2 separate regions of the Homo sapiens genome follow, and region 2 is linked to region 1. The links are chromatin loops, found by intact Hi-C in ENCODE. Cell type or tissue: MCF 10A. All regions are shown on one strand. Links, peaks and the distances in the headings refer to the core of each region. The heading gives the core; the rest is flanking DNA. Region 1 overlaps ERI3 (ERI1 exoribonuclease family member 3). Region 2 has its middle 27 kb from the start of KLF17.

Region 1 (4,396 bases), core at 192-4,191:
CTAATTGCTCAGCTAGGAACCCCCAATGATTTCCTTGATAAACTGAGGACACAACTGCAACAGCATTTCAAATGAAATTTCACACCCACGATCAGTAGATTACAAGAAATAAATGTGTAAGTTGCTTTCGGGGTATTCAAACTCCCTCCAACTGAAGTGTCTGCAGAAATAAAAATAAATTTGAAGATAGAATAACAACAAGAGGATTTAAGCAGAAGGCACTCAGGTTAGACTGTTGGGATTCATAAAACTGGGACAGAGGGTTTATAAATTCTGTTTTTTTGTTTGTTTTTGAGACAGGATTTCGCTCTGTCACCCAGGCTGGAGTACGGTGGCATGATCTCGGCTCACTGCAACCTCCGCCTCCCAGGTTCAAGTGATTCTCATGCCTCAGCCTCCCAAGTAGCTGGGATTACCATGCCCAGCTAATTTTTGTGTTTTTACTAAAGACAGGGTTTTGCCACGTTGGCCAGGTGGGTCTCAAACTCCTGGCCTCAAGAGATCTGTCTGCCTTGGCCTCCCAAAGTGCTGGGATTACAGGCCAGAGCCACTGCACCCAGCCCAGAGGGTTTAATAGAGTAGCATTCTAGCCCTTTTTTCCTAAGCATAGATTCTCCTCTGCCTGAGCTGATGTTTCTATGTCCTATCTGAAATAAGAGAATGAGCAGATCATTTTTCATGGCTTCCCCCTCCCAACCTAGGAAGAAGGAACTGGCTTTCCTTCAAAACAACTAATCTATTCCTTCAACCCTCGGAAGAAAATTCCAAAAAGTGTGTGTCCCTGCACTGAAAGGTTTGATAAAATCTAAAAGCAACACATACCACAAGGTAGAAAATGCAGTCCCTGGAAAACATGTGGGTTTTACCCAAATATTTAGTTTTGGATAAAAGTCTCATGCAAAGACGGGCCCTTTCTCCAAGGATCAAGAAGCCTCCTGGCCACAGGGAAGAGGGTAAGTTGGATGGGAGAAGTGAGGGCTACACTGGGCAATGGGGTATGGTTTGCAATAACAGTTTCTCCCTTGGAAAAAAAAAAGACATTTTATGCACAAGGAGCTTATTTCTTAAACAAACACTCGTGGTTTTGATTTACACCACAGTCTGCTCCTAAATAATTTATGGCGGGTTAAATTTATTGCCAAGCCCTGGCTGGCTGCAAATTCGAATTGCCAAATAATTAGATTTTAGGGCAAAGCTTATAAATTACCCGTCGATTTGTCCGGACTTGTTTGTCAGTTGCTTTGTGCTTCGGGTCATCTTTGGCATTTGGCTGTTTGGGTTTTAATTGCTGATTTACACTTTGACAGATGAGAGCTGATGCTCGAAGTTTCAGGACAAGGAAGGGTAAAAAATCGGAGCTTTAAAAGGCTGATTTTTCACCTACATGTCCCCCTCTCCCCATCTCCATAGACCCCAAAGCAATTAAAATATAGAAAAGAGGCTGAAAATAGACACTGCTATTCTTTATTTGAGGAGAGTATGGGTGCAAAGTGAATTATAATTTACCCTTATTGAAATCTGAATTTTTCAAAAACATAATACCAATAAATGAAGGAGACCAAGTCTTAGAAACCACATCCTCACCTGAGGTGTGCACACCTGTGTCTCCCTCTGTATGTACATGACTCAGAAACAGCCACAGTTCAAACATTTTTACATATTCAATTGTAAATAACTTCAGATATTAGTGGCTTCTGTGAAGCTGACCCTTCAAGGGCACCAAACAACCAAATGATTTGTTTGTAGCTACCTGTAGACACACATTTGTCATGAAATTAATTTAAACAAATCTCAGGTTATGTGCTAGAGAGGTCCCCTGGAGGCATCACTAAGGAAGGGCCTAGAAATGGAAGGGTGCCAAGCCCAAAAAAATCTCTCTGGATAGTACTCTGGTTCTATCAGTATGTTGATAAGAGGGCCTGATCTCTCTGTGTTTCCCAGAGAAGCAGGGCCTGCCTCCCAGTCACCTGCTGTATCTCAACAGCTTATTAGGAGGTTGTGGATCAGAATAATACTAGTACTAGTTCTACTAATAAGAGCTAATACCTATAAGCCATTACATATCAAACACTGTTTTGAGCACTTAATATGTTTAACTCAGTTTATCCTCCCATCAGTCCTATAAGATTGGTACTATTATTAACCCCACTTTGCCAATAAGGCAACTGAGGCATAAAGAGTGCAAGCAACTTGCCCAAGGTCAGACTACCAGTAGGTAGTCAAGACTCAAATCCAGACAGTCCAGTTTTGGAATCTATGCTTTTAACTACTATGCTCTACTGATTCTCATCAGAACAGCGTCTACCTCAGCTTCCCTCACTTTGAAGGTCCAGAGTCCACATTCTGGGACTTGGGCACATGCAGCCAAAGCCTGTTCCATCAGTCACCCAACAAAGTGGAGGAAAGGCATGTGTCTTGCTCAGGATCACAAGATGAATCAGAGGCTTGGTTAGACAAAGACCATTTTTCAAACCAATTCAAATATTGCCTTAAGATACACTAGCTGGGGGTGAAGAAATGGCGGTGAGTAACAAGTGATCAAGACAGGACCAGGCCCACTCAGGCAGACTGAGAATTCTGGTCAGACTACTTGGCCAGGAGCCAGGGAAGCTGGCTGGGCTACAGGAGGCCTTGCTCAATAATCCCCATCCATAGCCCCAGGGACTGCTGATCTCTTCACAGAATACTGCATGCCTGTGGGGTGGTTCATAGATTCCCTGTTCTCTGCCCACAAATGATGGCCAGCAGCCAGGAAGGTAAACAGTTGTGCTGGCATGACAATAGATTTTTAAAAATTCACTGACTAGTAAGCAAGCAATACACAAACGGATACCCGCCCCCCACCCCCGCAATGCACTGAACACATTTCTCACACACTGTCCCATATGATCCCACATCTCCGTAAGCAGGCAGGAATCACTCCCCTGTTTTGCAGATGAGAAAGCTAAGAGGGTCAGCTGTTGTCAAACCAGTCCCATCACTTGAGAACTTGTTAGAAATGCAAATTTCTGGCCTCCACCCTTGCCTTTCAGAATCAGAAGCCCTGGGGATGGGGCCAACAGCCTTGGTTTTAACAGCCCTCCAGGTGACTCTGACGCTCGCTGAAGTCTGAAGTTTGAGAACCGCTGGTCCAGACTACAGCAGTGTTTCTCAGACTTCAAATGACCTGAGGAATGTGTCAGATTGCAGGTTCTATTTCAGTATATTTAGTATATTCAGATTATATTTCAGTATATTCTATTTCAGTAGGGCCGGCATGACATTCTGCATTTCTAACAAGCTCCCAGGTGATGAGGATGCTGCTGGTTCTCAGACCACAATTTAAACAGCAAAGGTGTAGTCTAGAACATTTATGTGACTAACTCCTTATCGCTGAGGTACTGACCAAATGAGAATCAGAGCCCATGGCTCTCAGCTCCCTTCTCAGAGCAAACCCTTACTTGACCCACTTTAAGCACCCGAGTCAAGCCCTCTAAGTCTGCTAACCATCGCTAGCTCTTATCACCAGACATTTCATCCTCCTTGCTGCCAAGAGCTAGGGCAGAAAAACAGGCCTGTCACATCCAAGAACTTCACAGAGTAGACTGGCACATCTCTGTCAGGGAGCTAGCAAAAAGTCTTCTTGTCATGGCAGTGCCTGCTTCCTTTAGGAATACTGTCAAGACCAGGGCATCAGCTACCCTCAGAGTGCTCAGCACACTATTGTCTCAGCCCTCCAGAAAAAAACCTTCCTCTGTCCAGATGAACCAAAAAGCAGGACTGGGTACCTCTCCTATGAGAAGACCGCTCATTACAGACACAAGCCAGGAGCTTATCTGGTCTATCTAACTGCCTCTGGTCCTGAGAAAGGCCTCTCCAACCCTGGCCACAAATTTGGAGCAGGATCACAGAATTCCTGCATATCCTAAGGCACCTACTTGGGGACTCCTTGCTATCCTCACCAGCCACCACATTCAACACCATCAACCATGAATTTCCTTTCAGGTCTGCCCCCGACATTGTTTCTCTAGTCACATTACCTTTCCAGTGAAAGTAGACCTGATCAAAATGCCATGTTTCATCTCACTCATCAGCCCTACCCACCCATCTGTAACTACCAATCCCGTTCAGTTGACCAGCTGGCCTTTAAAATGCCGCTAGTGTTGTGAACAACGCAGACATGTCCCTGCATTTCCAGACAATGCAATCTCAAATCATGGCTCTCAGTTTTATCACACTTTTAGAGAGCAAGATTCCAAGCTTTCTAGCCAGTTATTATCCTATCTACCTAACCATCACTACCTACCTCCTCTAGGCCAATGGCCAAACAATGCATCAAATAGGTCCTAGAGGAATAACTACCCACATTACCACTAAGGAACTCAACTATAACAGCTCTGCCTGTTATGTTCTCCCT
Region 2 (4,396 bases), core at 96-4,095, 240 kb before region 1:
TGAAAACCTGTCCCTACTAAAAATGCAAAAAGTTAGCCGGGCGTACTCGGGGAGCTGATGCGGGAGGATCCCTTGAGCCTGGGAGATCAAGGCTGCAGTGAGCTCTGACCATGCCACTGCCTGGGTGATAAAGTGAGACTCTGTCTCAAAAAAAAAAAAAAAAGAGAGAGAGACAGTATGGCCTGGAAGCCTCAATTATTTACTATATGGCCCTTTTAAGAAAAAATCTGCTGGCCAGGTGCTGCCACACCTGTAATCCCAGGCAGGAGGATCTCTTGAGGAGTTCTAGACCAGCCTGGGCAACACAGTGAGATCTTGTCTCTACAAAAAAAAAAAAAAAAAAAAAAAAAAAAAAAGAAAAGATTTGTTGACTCCTGGTTCTTGATACAGAAAAAAATAATAACAAAAACTAAATTCTCAGCATAACTGGATGACAGAGAATTCCTAAACTTTAAATTACCTGTAAGTAGAAAAAATAAACACCAAATTCCAGTGAGATGGCTTTCACAGTTCTACTGCAAATCTTTGTGGAGAGCAAGGGCAGTCCTGGAAAAACTGTGGAAGAGAAGAGGGGGCAGGTAACAGCAGGCCAAAGATTGATCTGAAATCATTGTGTTAAAGAGAAAGTCCGCCCTAAGAGAAACAACACGAAAACGAATCCTGTAGATCAGAGCACTGACCACGGGGAGGGACTGAAAAGGGCAGCGTAGCCTCAAGGAGACAACCTCAGAAAAGTCGCGCTTCTGGGGAAATAGAATGCAAGAAAGGAAAGGAGAGGCACACTTTGAAGATTAGGTGGTGAAGGGGAAAAGAATCAAAAGGTGCTATAACCAGTGAGTACCCAGGGGGAGAAAAAAAGAATCAAAAGAGGAAAATGTAGGGCATGTAACACAAAACAGAACCCAAAACTTGCAGGAGATACAATTCCCACCACACACACACACATGCACACGCACACACACACACACACGCACGCATGCACACACACACACAGAGCCATCCATTAAAGCAGCAGTTGTCAGACTTTTTTGTTTTCAGGACTTTGTTATACTCTTAAAATGAGTACCCTAAAGAGCTTTTGTATTTGTAGGTTATATCTATCAACATTTACTATATTCAATATTAAAACTGAGAATTTAAAAAGTATTTTAGGAATTAATTTAAAAAGAATAATAAACCAATTCCATATTAACATAACTAATTTTTAAATGAAAAATAACTATATTTTCCAAAACAAAAAATTTCATGAGAAGAGTGGCATTTTTTTTACATTTTTACAAATCTGTTAATATCTGGCTAAACAGAAGACAGCTGGTCTTATATCTGCATGTCTAAATTCAGTCTGATGCAATATCACATGTCCTGTAGCTCCTAGAAAAGTCCATACCTCTGGGCCAGGCACTGTGGCTCACACCTGTAATCCCAGCACTTTGAGAGCCTGATGCAGGTGGATCATTTGAGGTCAGGAGTTTGAGACCAACTTGGCCAACCTGGTGAGACCCTGTTTCTACTAAAAACATGAGAATTAGCCAGGCATGGTGGCACGCACCTGTAATCCCAGCTACTTGGGAGGCTGAGGTAGGAGAATCTCTTGAACCTGGGAGGCGGAGGTTGCAGTGAGACGAGATCGTGCCACTGCATGAGACTCCATCTCAAAAAAAAAAAAAAAAAAAAGAAGAACAAGAAAAGAAAAAGAAAGCTCCATACTTGTTAAGAGAATGAAGGTCAGAAAGACAAAAGCATATTAGTATATTCTTAAAATAGTTTTGACTTTGCAGCTACTTGAAAGATTTTGGGGACCTTAACGGTTCTTGAATCACACTTTAAGAACTGCTGTATTCATTGCTTGAGCCTAGGAGTTCGAGGCTGCAGTGGGCTAGGATGGCATCACTGCACCCCAGCCTGGGGGGTGAGAGAGAAAAACTCTGTCTCAAAAAAAAAAAAAACCCAAAAAACAACAACAACAACAACACACACACACTCTCTCTCTCTCTCTCTCTCTCTCTCTCTGCCCACTTCCCTCCCCCAAATTTAAAAAGAACTACTGCATTAAAAAAAAAAAAAAAAACTTGCTCTTTGGGTCAGGTGCAGTGGCTCACACCTATAATCCCAGCACTTTGGGATGCTGAGGTGGGCGGATCACCTGAGGTCGGGGGTTCGAGACCAGCCTGACCAACATGGAGAAACACCATCTCTACTTAAAATACAAAATTAGCTGGGCGTGGTGGTGCATGCCTGTAATCCCAGCTACTCGGGAGGCTGAGGCAGGAGAATCACTTGAATCCGGGAGGCTGATGATGCGGTGAGCCGAGATCGAGCCATTGCACTCTATCTAGCCTGGGCAACAAGAACAAAACTTCGTCTCAAAAAAAACTTGTACTTCACTACACTGACAGAAGGGGACGCCATTCAACTAAGAATCTTGGAGACCACTCTCATTCCAAAAAATAAATAGCCAAAAACAGATTAAACGTTTCTATAAGAAAATAGAAAATGAGAACCAAAATAGTTCAAGTGATGAACATTTCTACATTTCCCCCCAAAAGAAAAATTACCATGAAGCAGAAGAAAAATGCTGTAACACAACACACCAAACTCAATGAATTGTCGTCTTCAGGCAAACATTTGAGGATATGACAAATCACTCTTTAGCTTTTTTTTTTTTTCCTTTGAGACAGGGTCTCATTATGTTGCCCAGGTTGGACTTGAACTCTTAGGCTCAAGCAATCCTCTCACCTCAGCCTTTCGAGTAGCTGGGTACCCTTTACTCAAGGGGTACAATATATGTGACTTGAGTGATAGACCCCCTAAAAGCTCTGACTTGACCACTATGTAATCTATTCATGTTACAAAATTATACTTGTACTTCAAAAATTTATCAAAAAAAACCCCAAAAAAACAAAAAAAGGAAAACCATCTTGAAACCAAAATTCAAAAATTAAAAGCAAATGGGCATCCCCCTGCTCTGAAGGAATAAATTAAGAGTTCACTGAACTCAGGAAAGAAGGAACAGACAAAATGATTTCAGAAATAAAGCCTACATTATAAGGTACTCAAAGGAGAATAAATTCAAGTGGAAATGTAATAAGGGGCATTGAAGAAAGACAGTTTTGCTTGATGTGATCCTATTTGTCCATGTTTGCTTTGGAAAAACCAAGAGGATGAAAATGAAATCAAGAGAAAAGTGTTGGGAAGAAAGACTTCTCCTCTACCAACCTAAGTCCAGCTGGTTGGGGGCCTGTGAATTAAATGGCAATAGAGTAACAGGGGGAAAATACACATGTGGGCGTACCCTATAGAGAGAGTAGCTCCCTGAACAGCTGGGGGTAAAAGTTTATGTACCAACCTATATACTACCCCAGCGGGGCTTTAGGACTTCAAAGAATGGAAGCTTCTTATGAGTCTTGTTTATACAATTTTTTATTTTTTTGAGACGGAGTTTCACTCTTGTCCCCCAAGCTGGAGTGCAGTGGTGCGATCTCTGCCCACTGCAACCTCTGCCTCCTGGGTTCAAGCGATTCTCCTGCCTCAGCCTCCCGAGTAGCTGGAATTACAGGCATTTGCCACCACATCCAGCTAATTTTTGTATTTTTAGTAGAGACGGGATTTCACCATGTTGGCCAGGCTGGCCTCAAACTCCTGGCTTCAAGTGATCCACCTGCCTCTGCCTCCCAAAGTGCTGGGATTACAGGTGTGAGCCACCGCACTCATCTTTATACGATTTTTTAAAAAGTGTCTTGATGTTCAACGTCAGTGCTTCTGTGACCAGAGACCTCTGGAGGAGGGTTTGTGGCAGCTATGTCTCCTAAGGCTCTGAGTTAGTCAGATAAGGGAAGTTTCAGATAAGATTTCTCTCTGCGTCTGTTGTAGCTCAGATATTTTTCATTGGAAGTTATCTCTTTACCAAGTTAGTGTACTGTTTTCTTCAGAAGTAAAAAGAGTCAGAGAGAAAGTGCTTGAAATGGAAGACAGAGAAGAAACAGTCCAAGTTAAACCTTGGACAACCTGAGTCTGAACTACGTGAGTCCACTTAGATGTGGATTTTTTTTGATCAAACAATATTCGCCAGATGCAAAACCCATGTATATGGAGGGGTGACTTTTCATATACCACGATTTTGCAGGCTGACTGCAGGACTGTTGACCATTAGTATGTCTTCTTTTGAGAAATGTGTATTCAAATCTTTTGCCCATTTTAAACACAGGTTATTTGTTTTTTTTTTCCTATTGAGTTGCTTGAACTCCTTATGTATTCGATTATTAATCCCTTGTCAGATGGGTAGTTTGCAAATATTTTCCCCCATTCCATGGGTTGTCTCTTTTCTTTGTTAATTGTTTCCTCTGCTGTGCAGAAGCTTTTTAGCTTGATGTGATCCTGTTTTTCCATTTTTCTTTGG

What was found. Peaks named below come from ENCODE experiments on the same cell type or tissue, not always from the same donor. Only the 100,000 strongest peaks of a DNase experiment are listed, where the experiment ranks them.
Region 2: a loop joins it to region 1, with 3 times the contacts of the local background. A loop is called at or near these places in 7 of 110 quality-filtered maps.

The regions. Positions count from the first base shown.
Region 1 is chr1:44,325,387-44,329,782 of GRCh38, forward strand. The region is part of intron 3 of ERI3 (ERI1 exoribonuclease family member 3); the gene reads right to left. Among named protein-coding and RNA genes, the nearest start is that of ERI3, 28 kb to the right of the region's middle. In MCF 10A, for the core only: no CTCF peak of the experiment used is centred there; a DNase peak (open chromatin) is centred at 2,655.
Region 2 is chr1:44,089,982-44,094,377 of GRCh38, forward strand. It overlaps a transcript of KLF17 not described here. Among named protein-coding and RNA genes, the nearest start is that of KLF17, 27 kb to the right of the region's middle. RefSeq lists enhancers at 1-170, 3,701-4,025. In MCF 10A, for the core only: a CTCF peak has its summit at 2,403 (motif pointing right); no DNase peak of the experiment used is centred there.